2 separate regions of the Homo sapiens genome follow, and region 2 is linked to region 1. Evidence: read pairs that join two places in POLR2A ChIA-PET (ENCODE). Cell type or tissue: OCI-LY7. All regions are shown on one strand.

Region 1 (8,000 bases):
AGCCACAACTCCCTGCAGCCCCGAGACAGCACTGGCGGGTAGAGCAAGCACCCTGCTTTCTCCCCAAGCTAGGGGACCATGGACAAGGGGAAGGGAAAGCACTGGGCACAAGGTGGGTGAGCAGCACCCCCGCCCAGCCCCCATGTCGTCCACCACGTTGCCTATGTCTATGGTGTGCGCATGCCCTTCCTCTCTGGCCACTCTGGGGCCTATCACCAGGTTCACCCACCACTCAGGGCGCATCATCTCTCTGGGCAAGCTGATTGGCTCAGGGCCGACACGTGACCCAACCTGGTCCAGTCAGAGTCAACCATACTCAACTCCGGGAAAACTGGGAGCAGGCGAGAGCCGCCAACTTGCCGGCCATGCGGTGCGAAGTGGAGGAAGTGGAAGCGATCCCAAGGTTGTCTTTCCTTTCGGCGCCTCATCCCTCTGAATCTGGACCTGGCAATTGCATTAACCACTTTCCCACTCTTGCTGTACTGACTTTAATTAATTATTTGCAATAAAAAGAGCTAACACAGAACGAAGAATGAGGGGAAGCCAAGGCCCTTTCTCTCTGGGCGGGGCAGACCACCAGCCCGCGACCCCTGCCCTCTGCAGGGGCCCAGAAAGCAGACCCTCCTCGGGCTCTCAAGGCCGCTCGCAGCGTGTTTGCATAGCTCTCCTCTGTTCAAAGGGTAGTCAAGGAAAGGGCTCCCGAGAACAGTGAAGCTCAACGAGGCCACCCGGGAAACCACAGCAGAATGAAAATGAGCTGTCCGCATCACAGGCAGGGGCCTCAAGGAGGCCTTTGTTTCTTCCCAAGGCCATCTGCAGAGGGGACCACATGAGAACCAGATCGCAAGGCCAGCCCGCAGTTCTCCCCGCAGCCAGCACGCCTGCCCAGCCTGGCTCCAGCGGCCTCTTCTGTGGGATTTCATCGTTTTCCCTTCAGGCTTTCAGAAGGAGGACAAAGGCGCCTTTCAGTGGCGCCCCACCCACGCACCCCTTGCCAAGGTTTATGATAAAAGACGGAACACTCCCCCGGAAAACCCCCAGCACCAAGCTCTACAGAATCTAGGGCTCAGAAACACTCCTGCTACTCCGGGGAGGAGGCTGGGGTGGCCTGTGACCGGCTGAAGAGGGAGCCGTGGTCCAGAGTCACTCAACATCTTCAGCCAGATTCCGTTTTCATAGCTCTGAGAGCTTAAGCCTCGCTGCTACCAGAGATGAAGGCTTGAATTATGCTCACCAGTTAAATGGCGATGAAATTTAGTCCCTGTTCTGCAGACGGAGGGCAGCAATCTGAAGCCAAGAAAGGACACTGGACTGTCCCTACAGAAAGGCCTGGGGTAGCTTTCTGTAGTAGCTGCCTAGACATGGGAGCTTATCTTTCTGAGCTGCCATGTGACCATCTGAGAAACAGCAAGCACCCTCCACCTTGTACAGCTGTCACAAGTATTAATAAAAAGCAAGACTGACTTGGAACTCTGCCAAACATTCAGTAGCTATCGTCTTTCCCATCAGATGGAAATTCTCAGAAATCTTTGTTTGAAATCGTTTTCTAAAATGACAAAAACCAGCTAACTCACTTCAGTGAATTCCTGAGATGTTAAAAATCCCATTCTAGGCACCTTGGGAGTGAGTGGGGTGTTTGCATTTGAGAAAGGAATTGACAGGGAGAGTGTCCTCCAGGAGCACAGCTCCGATGAGGAAATGACGGCACATGTGAAGGTGTGCAGGGCACTGAGCAGCTCAACTTGGTGGTACAGCCACTGGGGGTGGCAGGGAAGGGCAGCAGGGAGAGCTTTCTGGATAGATTGGCTGTTGGGAGGAGGACTGGGGCAGAAAGAAGAGTGGATTTTCCCTATAGGGGCAGAAGTCACCCAGTCATTGAAGCTGGACAGCTAAACGACAGCCTCCAGGGAGGGTCTAGAGACCAGGTTTCCCTGGAAGACTGAGGGGCCTCAACATGGGCCCAAGAGCTGAAGCAGGGTCTGGTGAGTCTCACACTCTTGCTGCTGAGTCCAGAGGAGGGGCTCCTGATGAAGGATTTGATCCGGTAAATCTCAGAGCTCTCTCCCTTCCTATTTTCTCTGCCAAGGTCATAAACCTTGAAGTGGAAAGGATCCTTGGACGTCAGGCGGTGCAGCCTCCTTGAGGTTCTGAAATCTGGCAGCCACATTCTGGCCTACAGCAGTCCAGCCTCTACTTAATCATCACACTGCCAGAGCTCACCTCATGGGGCCACATCTCTGTCACTTTAATAGGGAAACAGTCTACCAAAAATTGGACCAAGATTTGCAGCTCTTCAAACTCCACCCCTTAGTCCTACCTCAGACCTTTAAAGCTTCCCAGAATAAATCTAATTTCTCAATGACAGCCCTTCAAATTCCTGAATACTCCTTGCCCCTCATCCTCTTGGAAGCTTTTCCTCCCCAGGTTCTCTGGTCGAGCCCTCCATGACGGCACTCGATCTCAGTAGACACCCCCAGACTTCCAAATGGACCCCCACATTCTCATGGTGCCTGCCCAGAGCTGAATGTGGGTACCCAGACCCTTGACCTCAATTCTATATTTAACCTTTTTTTTTTTGAGGTGGAGTTTCGCTCTTGTTGCCCAGGCTGGAGTGCAATGGCACGATCTCAGCTCACTGCAACCTCCACCTCCCAGGTTCAAACAATTCTCCCACCTCAGCCTCCCGAGTAGTTGGGATTACAGGCATGCACCACCATGCCCAGCTAATTTTGTATTTTTAGTAGAGACGGGGTTTCTCCATGTTGGTCAGGCTGGTCTTGAACTCCCGACCTCAGGAGATCCACCCACCTCGGCCTCCCAAAGTGCTGGGATTACAGGCATGAGCTATCACCACGCCAGGCCGACCATATGGATTTTTTGTTTTTTGTTTTTTGTTTTTTTTGAGATGGAGTCTCGCTCTGTTGCCGAGGCTGGAGTGCAGTGGCGCGATCTCCACCCACTGCAAGCTCCGCCCCCTGGGTTCATGCCATTCTCCTGCCTCAGCCCAGCCGGAGTAGCTGGGACTACAGGTGCCCGCCACCACGCCTGGCTAATTTTTTTGTATTTTTAGTAGAGACGGGGTTTCACAGTGTTCACCAGGATGATCTCAATCTCCTGACCTCATGATCCACCTGCCTTGGCCTCCCGAAGTGCTGGGATTACAGGTGTGAGCCACCGCACCCGGCCGACCATATGCATTTTTAAAATACCTGACAGGTGGCTCAAATTCAACATGAGGTCACTAACCTGCACCCTCCCAACTCCTAATACATGTAACAGATGCCCTTTAACTAGGGCTTGCTCCTATTATGGCCATGGAAATGTTTTGTGTTTTTTTAAAGCAGGCTTTCCATTTATCCCAATCTAATTCTATCTCAATTTCTCCCCATCTTTCCAGGTGACTTTTTTTTTTTTTGAGATAGAGTCTCACTCTGTCACCCAGACTGGAGTGCAGGGGTGCCATCTCCGCTCACTGCAACCTCCACCTCCCAGGTTCAAGGGATTCTCCTGCCTCAGCCTCCTGAGTAGCTGGGACTACAGGCGTGCACCACCACACCCAGCTAATTTTTGTATTTTAGTAGAGACAGGTTTCACCATGTTGGCCAGGCTGGTCCTGAACTCCTGACCTCAAGTGATCCACTGGCCTTGGCCTCCCAAAGTGCTGGAATTACAGGCATGAACCACCACACCCAGCCAATTTTTGAAGCCTGGATTTTTAAGTTTAAACTCTCATTTTTCATTAGTAATATCCTCCAGACATATATTATTGGAAAATATGGTCAGCAAACCTAGGTCTTCAAATCATTGAAAAATAAATGTTGTTCAAGTAAGTGATCCTGCCATTCCAAGTACTCAGGAACCATTTGAAAGCATGTTTTTGGATATTCATAATTTCTCAGACTTCCACAAACCGAAATGTTACTGTTTCTGTATCAGAAAGATAATGCAGCCACTCAGTGACTGGTGCCTTGGGCTACAGTTGCAGGAAACAGTGGCTTCCTCACTACCTGCAGGATCCTCTTATGTAGCACCCTAGTGGGTTTCCAAAGCACGGGGACATGCAGCTTTCTGAGTCACTAAAATGAGTTAGAGTTTTACTTTTAAGTCCAAGAAGAAATATAACACTTGTTGTTCAGGTACTGAGCAGGATATTTAGGTTTGTCTGCAGTGTACTCTGCCGGGTCAAGCTTTTGGTGCAGACGTATGCAAATGATGTGCACAAAAATACAAATGTGGCCTTGTGTTCCTGGTGCTTAACACTAGGAAAACGCTGACTGGCCTTGGGGAAGGAAGAAGACTTATTACCAACTCTTAACATCAATTGGGAATAACTTTTATCCAATGCTAAAGATACAATCTGACTGCAAGTAATTGTGACCAACACGATAACTGCCTGAACTCAGACGGTACAACTGCACCCCTGCCCCCCACCCCCCGCCTCAGAATTTAAAATTAGTCCAAAACAGGAAACAGCTGGAAACAGAGTTCAGAGAAAAGAGAGGAAGAAATACACTGGTATTTATTTTTTCATCTGTCTTTCAATCAGAGCTAGTTTTGTCACGGTTAATATTGAAAGTGTCTTTTCCTCCTAGACATTTCCTGATGAAGGCCCAGGATAAGTAAGTCCTGTGTGTGCTCTCGTGTTTAAGAAATAAACAAATTAAGGCTGGGCATAGTGGCTCACAGCTGTAATCCCAGCATTTTGGGAGGCTGAGGCAGGCAGATCACTTGAGGTCAGGAGTTTAAGACCAGCCTGGCCAACCATAGCAAAACCCTGTGTCTACTAAAAATACAGAAATTAGCCAGGCGTGGTGCTGCATGTCTGAATCCCAGCTACTTGGGAGGCTAAGGCAGGAGAATCGCTTGAACCCAGGAGGTGGAGATTGCAGTGAACTGAGATCCCATCACTGCACTGCAGCCTGGGTGACAGAGCTAGACTCTGTCAAAAAAAAAAAAAGAAGAAGAAGAAAGAAAGAAAAAGAAAGAAAGAAGAAAGAAAGGAAGGAAGGAAGGAAGGAAGGAAAGAAAGAAAGAGGGAAAGAAAGAAATTGAGAATGCATGATTGTTTATTGCTTACAATTATTCTGGCAGTCAGTATTCATGAAATAAACATTAGCTAACAGACTTCTTTGTTGTCCATCAAGTACAAGGTCTGCTTGGGTAGAGATCTGGGTTTTGCTTATTGCCTTCCTCCTGGCATCCACCTAGCTCATATAAGGTACTCAATAAATATTTGTTGAGCAAATGGGCGCAGCAGGTGAGCATGAAGTGGGAAGGACCTCCACCAAGAGCGACACCCACCCTGCAGACACCCTGTGTCCTCCTTCCCCTGAGGGGCTAGGCTGCTGTCACCTTGCATCACGCTGGCATGAAGATGTGCTGCTGCTCTGAGAAGCAAATGGGAAGGACCCCCTCTGAGAAACCAGCCTACAGAAACGTTTCATTTTCTTCTGCCAATAAGGGAAGTAAACCCAGGTAATTGTCTTGATATGTGAAGGCCTCTGACAGACACAAAGCATTTCCTCAGGCTCAGTCACTTCTCTCCAAGCACCGGTGCTGATGGGGGCTGGGGAAGGCCAACTCCATGGTCTAGATCCAAAACTTGAAAGGACATTCCTATGCTGTCTCTAGAATTTGATATTTTCTTCAGCATGCTGTGTCAGGAACATATTCGTAGTAAGAGAAGAAAGGATCAGCCTTAGGGAAGGGAAGCCTGGCGAGGCTGACCCCTTCTCACGCAGGAGGAGCGTGGAAGGCCACGCAAAGCATGGATGGCCAGCTCGCATCTCATGGACCCAGGCCTGGGGAACAGACTCCTTCCCTCCTGGCAGCCTCCTCTGGCCCTGACATTACTGTAGCCACTGACTGTCATTCAATGGTGGTAAGATTTGCTCACTCTGCTGAGAGAACAGAAGACCAGGAAGTCAGCTAGCAGGGCTCATAAACCAAGTATGAAATTTCTCACGTCATTATTTGATGTCATGACCATGACATTTAGCAAAGAGAAGCTGCCGTGAAAACATAAAGTGGCAGCCGCACTTGAACATGAATGGTCCCCTGGGCCAAGGCGGGCCCAGGCACAGCGAGGGCCCCCAGGAGACATGAGCTGAGTTGCTAGTAGTGATGCCAGCTCAGCCAGTAACAAGATCACTAAAGCTATGTGTGTTCTAAATTCCTTATGGAAAGTGAAAGTCTCTTCCCTGAGGTTTTGCTAGACTCTGTGGAAAGCGCTGAACCTGCAAGTTTATCACTCAGGAGTCTCACGGGAGGCCAAACAATGACTGATCAGAGAGCAGGGTTCCCAACACAGCCCCCCACACCACTGGGGCCTGAACTGTCTCATCTGTGAAATGGCCTAATAATAGGACCCACTACCAAGGTGGTCGTGGAGACCAAATATGAAGTTGCAGGCACCTTTGAAGGTGACCTGTAAACAGTGGCCATAATGACTGCAGAAAATACAAGACATGGGAAAAAGAGAATTATTGAACACTGATGGACCTTTAAGAAAGGTGGGCACCTCAGGCACCTCCTTCTCAGGAGGGCAGGTGCAAAATGCTGGTTTGCCTTATGGAAGCTGCAGTCTCCGTGTCGCCGGCTCAGGGCACATGCACCTCAGCTGTGTGAATGCCTTGCAGGAAGCCCTCACCTGCACAGCCTGCCTGCTCCATGCCCCCAAGGCAGGTGCTGAGGGCGGGAGTAGATCTGAGAAGGATGCAGAGCCTCCTACAGTTGGGGTTGCTGCCAGTCTGGGGGTTCCAGGCACTCAGCCCGAGGCCTGTGCTTCCAAAAGGCCAGAGGGAAGGCAGTTCCACCCCACATGCTCTGCACAGCCTACCACCATCTGCCATGTCGTCCTGTCACTGCCCCCCTGCTGGCTACCCAAGCTTCTCCAGCCATGATTGCCTGCCACTGCCAGCACAGGAAACCTCCTCTCCAGGCCCATGGCCTCCTACCTCCTCTGCATCCAGGGGGTATTCCCTCCCCTGCCCCTCCTCCCACTTGTCCTCACCCCACCCTCAGTTCACAGCCCCATCCCATGGAACAAGGACAGAACAGCTATCAAGCAAGTATCCTGTACCCAGGGCTGCTCCCACAGAGCAGGTTCCCATGGAGAACCCACTTAACCCTCACAACAGCCCATAGGTTCTGAGCTCCCCTTCCCTTCTTCACTTTCCTGATGAGGAAATTGAGGCATAGAGAAGTTGGGCCACTTTCTCAAGGCTATTCAGCTGAAGGAGTCAGGGCAGGATTCAAACCCAGGCCCAGCTCCAGGGGCCTTGCTGTCAGCCAGCTCCTCAGTATCAGAACCACTCCTATTGCAAAGGCTCCCAAACTTCAAAAGATTTGCCATCTGCCAATGCTATAATTATTCATGTAACATTTTTCTTGAGTTAGTTCACTTTTTTAATATAAATTTATTCTAAGAATGAACCTGAGGCTGATTCTCATTCAAAAGGGAAAGTTAGCAAGAGAAGTGCCCAAAGTCCCCACACGCATGGGGGTTCAATTGAGCCTTTCTTCTTGTCCCCAGAATGGAGGACAGGGCCGAGGGTGGGTGTGGAATGGCGTTTTCCTTCATCATTCAGTGTTTGGCTCCTCATTCAGGGCCACCTGCCCAGGGCATGCCTCCCCAGGCACAGGCAGGTCAAATCCCACATCCTTAGTTTTTCTTTTCTCCTCTAACCAGAGCCCAGGATGCAGTCAGCTTCTAAGAAAGCCTTGTAGGACTAAAGTACCAGGCCAGACTCCAGAGAAGCTCTGTCCTCATTCCTGTTAACGCCTGGTTTTCCCTTCGACCTCAGCACTTGGCCTTTGGCCCAAGTCTTGTCTCTGGAAAGGAAGTTCTTTCCCTTCCAGACACAAAGCCCAGCTCACATGACTGCGGGAACCAGGTGTCAATGCCTGAAGAACTCTGGAAGCTCCTGCAGGCTGGCAGCCCAGGACAAGAGCACACTGGGGGACTGGAGTCCTGGAAGCCAGCCCCGAGAACAGCTGGT
Region 2 (8,000 bases), 370 kb after region 1:
CCCTGGGATCCCCGTTCACCTTGTCAATTTCAGTTCCTCTGCTCCAGCAGACCTTCTTCTTCATGTCCTTGAAGTCCCTGTTTGGGCGCCACTTTGTAGAGTACCTGATTCTGTCGCTGATCGGGGGTGCCACCTGTAACCTGCATGAACCTAGGGGGACTGAACAAAGGGGGCGGTGAATGTGAGAATAAAAGACAAGAGACAAAAGAGTATATTTGAAAGAAGGGGTCAAGGGGCACCTTGCCTCTAGTGGACAAGGGCCCTGAGCTTTACACAGCCCTCCATATTTATTAGGCAAAACAGATAGTGATAAATGGGGGGGGTGATTGTCGGGTAATTGTCAGTCAGCTGTTTGGTTCACAGCAGGCTTGCGAGACTGCATCCTTTGAACAATAGGCACTAGATTTCTCCGTAGATAACTTCAAGGAGCCCGGCACCAGGGAGCGCGGCCCTCAGCCAACCTTTTGGTGGCAGGCACAGTGTGAGTTTGCTCACATCCTGCATTCTTGATAAACAGTTTGCTGTTTGATAATATAGCCTCCAGTGGAATGCTGAGTTGGTCACAATCCCTTTGGCCTTTTCAGCTCCCAACATCTGACCTGACTGCTGGCCTCTCCTATCATCAACCTGCTCCAGCATCACTGCCTCTTTGCTCATCCTCAGCCGACCTTCCTGGGGCCTTTGCAGCTTGATTCCTCTGCCTGGAATTTCCTGCCTTCCCTAAGGCCCATAACCACTTGGGTTATTTTCTCCCTGTTCAGGTCTGTGCCTTCTCTGAACACTTGAACTCAAAACCCTGACTCTTTCACCTTCACTCTATTCATCTTCTTTGGGTTATTCTTAGTGCTTTTTCACCAATATATTTCTTATCAGTGTATCTGTGTATTGCGTTTTCCCACACTGGAATGTAGACTCTGTAGAAAGGACTTTGTTTACTGCTTTATTTTCAGTATCTAGGTCAATGCCAGGCTAATACTAGTGTAAACCAAAAATAAAATCCCAAACCCTCCATCCCCTGCTGACTGGATGGACCCCTTCTGGGCCAAGGGGACCCCAGGGAAACCTGAAAAAAAACAAAAATGGAATTATCGGCTATGACAAGAAGCAAGATGGGATGCACCTTGTTGTACCCCCTCCCTTTTGGAGTATAGGTGCAACTGGCCAGCATTAACATTAAAATAAAGATCCTAAGACTCACAAACACACTCTTTGTGGCAATAAGGTCCAAACTCCAACCTGACTGATGTAGCATCACATGACAGATAGCAGACTCTGAAGGAAATCAAGATGTTTTACCCCAAAATATATTTCTTTGAAATATTTTGAAATGGCCCTGGAAAGCCATCTTTTGTGTGGGGAATTTGCATCTGTTAAGAATCTCCGTTAATGCAGCCAGGTCTTTCCTGAATCTAGGAGAGGTTAAACAAGAGTTTAACACACCTTTTAAGATCCAAAAAGAGACATTTACCATCAATTCTTTCAGAAGGCTGCTGCCTATGAGGCTTCATCCACATAACAAGAAACTTGGTCTCCACAACCTCCCCCTTAACTCAATAATTTCCTTCTATTGACAGTCTTTAGACAAAACTTGACTCAACCAATTGCTAATCAGAAAATCTGTAAGCTCCCTGCTTCAAGATATCCCACCTTTTTAGGCTGAACAAAAGTACACCTTCCATGTGTTGATTTATGATTTTACCTATAATTCCTGTCTCCCTAAAATACATAAAACCAACCTGTAACCTGTAACTGCACTGCCTCAGGCACGCTTTCTCAGGACCTCTTGAGGCTGTTCCTGGGCCATGGTCACTCATTGGCTCAGAATAAATCTCTTTAAATATTTTAGAGTTTGGTTTTAACTTCAACACTAGGCATTTCATAAATATTTGCAGAAGGTATGACTGAATCATCTTAACTCCTTAGAGGTGGTTCCACTGTTCTCATTCTACTGTTAAGGAAGTGAGTCTTGGGGTCATTAATGAACTTTGCCTCTGGGCTGAAATTAAAAAGGCCTATGGCTGAGGAGGGTAGTGCATGCTGGTCTTTGATTCAGTCCTGCAGCATAGTCCAGTCTAGAGTTGTGTATTTGGGAAAAACACCTAGATAAACTATTCCTTACTGTAGAGATGAAAATATAATTGCCCAAGGGATTCTCCTTGTCCACTGCCCAGACAGAGCTGATTTATCAAGACAGGGGAGTTGCAATAGAGAAAGAGTTTTTTGGTTTTTTGTTTGTTTGTTTGTTTGTTTGTTTTTTGAGACAGAGTCTTGCTCTGTCGCTCAGGCTGGAGCTCAATGGCACAATCTCAGCTCATTGCAACCTCCGCCTCCAGTGTTCAAGTGATTCTCCTGCCTCAGCCTCCCAAGTAGCTGGGATTACAGGCATGTGCCACCAGGCCCAGCTAATTTTTTTTTTTTTTTTTTTGAGACAGAGTCTCACTCTGTCACCCAGGCTGGAGTGCAGTGGTGAGATCTCGGCCCACTGCAACCTCCACCTCCTGGGTTCAAGCAATTCTCCTTCCTCAGCCTCCTGAGTAGCTGGGATTACAGGCGTGTGCCACCATGTTCAGCTAATTTTTTTGTATTTTTAGTAGAGATGGGGTTTCGCTGTGTTGGCCAGGCTGGTTTTGAACTTCTGACCTCAGGTCATCCACCTTGGCCTCCCAAAGTGCTGGGATTACAGGTGTGAGCCACCATGCCCGGACAGGCTAATTTTTGCATTTTTAGTATAGATGGGGTTTCACCATGTTGGCCAGACTGGTCTCGAACTCCTGACCTCAGGTGATCCACCCGCCTCAGTCTCCCAGTGTGCTGGGATTACAGGCGTGAGCCACTGGGCCTGGCTGAGAAAGAGTTTAATTCACGCAGACCCAGCTGTACAGGAGACTGGAGTTTTATTATCGCTCAAATCAGTCTCCTAGAAAACTCCAAGATAGGGATTTTAAAGGATAATTTAGTGGGTAGGGGGTCACAAAGTGAGGGGTGCTGATTGGTTGGATGAGAGATAAAATCATAGAGAGTCAAAGCTGTCCTCTTGGGCTGAGTCAGTTCTTGGGTGGGGACCACAAGACCAGATGAGCCAGTTTATCGATCTGGGTGGTGCCAGCTGATCCCATCAAGTGCAGGGTCTACAAAATATCTCAAGCACTGGTCTTAGGTTTTATAATAGTGCTGCTATCCCTAGGAGCACTTGGGGAGGTTTTAGAATCTTGTAGCCTCCCGCTGCGAGACTCGTAAATTTCTAGTCTTGTGGCTACTCTGTTACTCCTGCAAAGGCAATCTAGTCCCCAGACAAAAAGGGTTTCGCTTTGGTAAAGGGCTAAGTATTTGTTTCAAAATTAAACTATAAACTAAGTTTCTCCCCAAGTTAATTCGCCCTAAGCCCAGGAATGAACAAGGATGGCTTGGCGGTTAGAAGCAAGATGGAGCCAGTTAGGTCAGATCTCTTTCACTGTAATAATTTTCTCTATTATAATTTTTTCAAAGGCGGTTTCAAAAAGGCAATGTTTGCTGGGTGCGGTGGCTCACGCTGTAATTCCAGCACTTTGGGAGGCCCAGGCGGACGGATCCCTTGAGCTCAAGAGTTGTCGACCAGACTGGCCAACATGGTGAAACCCTGTCTCTACTTAAAATACAAAATAGCCAGGTGTGGTGGCCTGAGCCTGTAGTCCCAGCTACTCAGAGGGCTGAGGGGGGAAAATTACCTCAGCCCGGGAAGTGGAGGCTGCAGTGAGCTGAGATGGCGCCACTGCACTCCACCTGGGTAACGGGAGTTAAGACCCTGTCTCCAAAAAAAAAAGGCAATGTCATTATTCAACATAAGCCTGAGTAGGCCATTCCCATGCCCATTCCTTAGATGACATATCTACTGTATATTTGCAAAAGATCAACATAGTTTCTAGGGTTAGCTAGAATTAATCCAAGATTGCGCCGGTTGCGGTGGCTCATGCCTGTAATCCCAGCACTTTGGGAGGCCGAGGTGGGCGGATCACGAGGTCAGGAAATTGAGACCGTCCTGGCTAACACGGTGAAACCCCGTCTATACTTAAAAAATTCAAAAAATTAGCTGGGCGTGGTGGCGGGCGCCTGTAGTCCCAGCTACTCGGGAGGCTGAGGCAGGAGAATGGCGTGAACCCGGGAGGCGGAGCTTACAGTGAGCCGAGTTCGCGCCACTGCACTCCAGCCTGGGCGACAGAGCGAGACTCCATCTCAAAAAAAAAAAAATCCAAGATTGCTTGTTAGAAATTAACATTGCTTTTTGAAAAATTGCCTAATAAAACAATTCTTTAGCAGTGATTCCCATCTTCCATATGCTTAAGAAATATTCCATAACCATCTAGCCAAGAAAATTCCTAGTGAATTCGTATTAATCTAGGGCAGATATTACAAATATTTTTAAAAGACTATTTTAAAATCAAAGGGTGGTACTGTGGTGTTGGAAATGGAAAGCCTAAATAACAGTCTAATCACTCTGGAGCTGTGTGACCTTGGGCAAGTTACCTAACTTCTGTTTCCTTATTAATCCCGGGTCTTAAAACACTTCAGAGATAATTGTGGGAATGAAATACACACTGCAGTCCCTACCAGCACTAGGTACCCAATAAAAGAGAGTTTCATTTTAATATCAAACAGAAAACCCGCACTGCAAAACTGAAACCCTTGCGTCCTACCAATGCACACCAAGTTTTTGGGCCTTTCCTCTTAACCTCAAAGTGCTCTTTTCTTGAACCTAAACGAGAATGAATGAATCAAAAGGAAAATGACAAGGAAGCTGCGGGGCGTGCATTTATTTCCAGCTCTGCTGCCCGTAGAGTCCCCCGGCCCACTGCCTGAGAACTGGAAAAGCCGTCTCTGCTCAGCCGAGGGGTTCTGCCATCTCCGGGGCGGGGACCTCACCTTGGAAAGACCCCTCCCACTCCGCCCCTCTTGGAATGCGGCTGAGCGGTGGATGTCCCTTTTCGGGCGCCGTAGGCGCGTTCCTATTGGCTAGCTTTGTTCGGCGCCAAAGCGCGGAGCGGAGGCCGAGGCGAGAGCCTGGCGCTGTAGGACTAGAACGAAAGGAGTGAGGCGCCGAGAGCCCAGATACCATTTTGGCGTGAGAGCTGGTGGTTGGCAAGGCCGCGGGAGTGGGAAGCGTCCGCCATGTTCTGCGAAAAAGCCATGGAACTGATCCGCGAGCTGCATCGCGCGCCCGAAGGGCAACTGCCTGCCTTCAACGTGAGGGGCGGGTAGACTTGGACGGGGCATGCCGGCGTTGGGCCCTGGGCTCTGGGGCGGGGCGGCTCCCCGTCAGGGTTCACTTTCGCACCTTGTTCCCTCCGAGCTCCGGAAAACTTGGGAAGCAGCAAAACAAAATTCAGGAGGAAAGAGAAAGCATTCATGCTTACGCTACCCAGCGATTTGGTGAATTTCCTCATCTGAGCAAATTTTGCATTTTAGCAGTTTTCCTTGGACAGATTTGTTCCGGTCCCTTAAAATATTTACAGGTTGCCTGATAATTTAGCATTTCTTGCTCACTCAGGCATCTAATCGTGGTCAGTAAAAGCTAGGCCTCTGGAACCTGGCTGAGATTCTGGTTCTGTAGTGTGACTTTGGGGCAGTTACTCAAGCTTTCTGTGCTCTCAGTTTTCTCATACGCAAAAATGGGGATGGTGACAATAATAGTACCCAACGCATGATGTAGTGGACGCAAAATGAGTGGCATGTGTAAGGGTCTCTGCATATGCCTCACATACAGTAAGGGCTGAGTCAGTGTTAGCTATTAATATTACTTTTCTCCTGCTGCTGCTGTTACTATTAATATTATGATTATTTGTATTTTTCTATCACTGCTACCCCAGGGAGAGTGCTAAGCACTTCATGTACATTATCTTTTGTCTTTCTAATAACCCTTTGAGGGCCCGGTACCATGGCTCCTGCCTGTAATCCCAGCACTTTGGGAGGCTGAGGCGGGAGGATCGCTTGATCCTGCCACTGCATTCCAGCCTGAGTGACAGGGAGACCCTGTCCCAAACAAAACAAAAATAACTTTTTGATGTTTAAACTATTGTTTTCTACTTTTTTCAGCTATATATGCATAGGATTGGGGAGATTTAAGTATATTGCCTAAGGTGACACAGCAAGAAAGCTAGGATTTGAACCCTGGCACTCTGGCTCCAGAGCCTGCACTCTAAATTGTATATTTCACTTACGTCATAGAGCAGGCATTATGTGGATGTCAGGACACATTCTGCTGGAAGATGGGCACAAAAACAGATAATAGAATTCACCACGCTAAGTGATACTAAGGAGGTATAGCAAGGAGCACGAAGGAGAAACACCAGTATGAGCTGGGGTAGAAGAGGTGATATATGAGCCTTTCCATCCTCAAGGATGAGGTTACTGATCTGAGAAGGAAGCGAGGCATCCCAGCCAAAGGATGCTGCAGCACAAAGTCACGTGGTCACACTGGAGAGGGTGACCAATAGGGCCTGTGGGGAGTCTAGGAAGGTGGCTCACAGCCTACATGAATTTGTTGTTCACTTATAAGGCATGCTGGGAGCTGGTAGAGGATTTTAGACAAGGAAGTGATAGGGTAATTTTTGTGTTTTGAAGGTAACTGCGGCAGCAATATGGGGAATGGATTGAAGAGAGGAAAGAATGGGACAGGGAGATGGCTACTGGGTGGCTGATAGAGCAGGTGAGAGGTGTGTGGTCTGAACTGTGTCAGGTCAGTGGCACTGAGATCAGTGTTTGGGTTTTAGAGACATGAAGCAAACATGACTTGTAGCTATTAGAGCAGGGGCAGAGATGGGGTCCATAATGAATAAGAGGGAGGAATTGGGATCTTGGAGGATCCTTAGGAAACTGGGTAAACAACATCAGAGTTCAGGAGATAGAGTGTGTTGGGAAAGGTAATGAGTTTTGTTTTGAACACTAAAGAGCACCTAGCCAGACAATTAGATTGTCTTACAAATGAAGAAACTGAGCTGACACAAATTATGGGTCAAGTTAAGGAACTCGTCTGAATTTACAGCATATTGGAGGTAGAGCTTCAACTTGAACACAGGTTTTCCAGTTTCTAGTCAATTGTTTTTTCAACTTCAGAGCAGTTACCTCATTTAAAAAGTTAGGCAGCAGTCTGCAGCTCAGTAGAGATGCTTGAATGCAGAAGTGTGTAAATGCTAAAATGTGGCCTGAGAACTAGGAACTTTAGAGGTCATTGTACATATCAGGACACAGGCCTAGAGAACAGAGAGACTGTGCAAACAGGTGCGGCCAAGCTGGATTTTGGACCTGACTCTGACACTTAGTTTAGCTCTCTGTTTTACTCAAATTTTAAGTTAAGTGTTGGGTTATCACTTTGTGGGGCTAGGGGCTGGTCTTAGAAGTTGTAGAATCAGGCCAGGAGTGGTGGCTCACGCCTGTAATCCCCCCACTTTGGGAGGCTGAGGCGGGCGGATTACAGGGTCCTGAGATTGAGACCATCCTGGCTAACATGGTGAAACCCCGTATCTACTAAAAATACAAAAAATTAGCCAGGCGTGGTGGGATGTGCCTGTAGTCCCAGCTACTCGGAAGGCTGAGGCAGGAGAATGGCTTGAATCTGGGAGGCGGAGGTTGCAGTGAGCCAAGATCGGGTCACTGCACTACAGCCTGGGCGACAGAGAGAGACTCCGCCTCAAAAAAAAAAAAAAGTTGTAGAATCACTGTCTTGTAGGTCTTAATTTGGTGGAGCACCTTTTGTCTCACTAGTGCCTTCCACTGACAAACCCACCTGATACTCAAGGTGATCCAGCAGCCTGGAACACTTAGTCAGCCTGCAGAGGCTGGCCTCCGACTCAGCGGCACAGAGGAAGGCTGACAGTGGATCTGAGAGGCCCAAGGACCACACAGGCTTTTCTCTTTTTTTTATTGTTTTGAGATGGGAGTTTCGCTCCTGTGGCCCAGGCTGGAGTGCAATGGTGTGATCTCGGCTCACTGCAACCTCCGCCTTCTGGGTTAAGCAATTCTCCTGCCTC

Evidence for each region. Peaks named below come from ENCODE experiments on the same cell type or tissue, not always from the same donor. Only the 100,000 strongest peaks of a DNase experiment are listed, where the experiment ranks them.
Region 2: POLR2A ChIA-PET joins it to region 1 with 10 read pairs; 5 of 35 experiments call an interaction of 5 or more read pairs at or near these places.

The regions. Positions count from the first base shown.
Region 1 is chr20:25,032,009-25,040,008 of GRCh38, forward strand. The region is part of intron 2 of ACSS1 (acyl-CoA synthetase short chain family member 1); the gene reads right to left. Among named protein-coding and RNA genes, the nearest start is that of ACSS1, 22 kb to the right of the region's middle. RefSeq lists a silencer at 4,385-4,679. In OCI-LY7, no CTCF peak of the experiment used is centred here; a DNase peak (open chromatin) is centred at 4,023; H3K4me3 peaks cover 1,458 bases; H3K27ac peaks cover 1,852 bases.
Region 2 is chr20:25,402,679-25,410,678 of GRCh38, forward strand. It overlaps GINS1 (GINS complex subunit 1), which reads left to right and starts at 4,995. Exons shown (of 7, transcript NM_021067.5): 1 at 4,995-5,217. The coding sequence starts at 5,143. It overlaps LOC105372581 (a long non-coding RNA gene), which reads right to left and starts at 5,617. Exons shown (of 3, transcript XR_937403.3): 1 at 5,393-5,617; 2 at 2-159. RefSeq lists enhancers at 5,037-5,286, 5,384-6,141. In OCI-LY7, no CTCF peak of the experiment used is centred here; DNase peaks (open chromatin) are centred at 83 and 4,983; H3K4me3 peaks cover 2,660 bases; H3K27ac peaks cover 1,202 bases.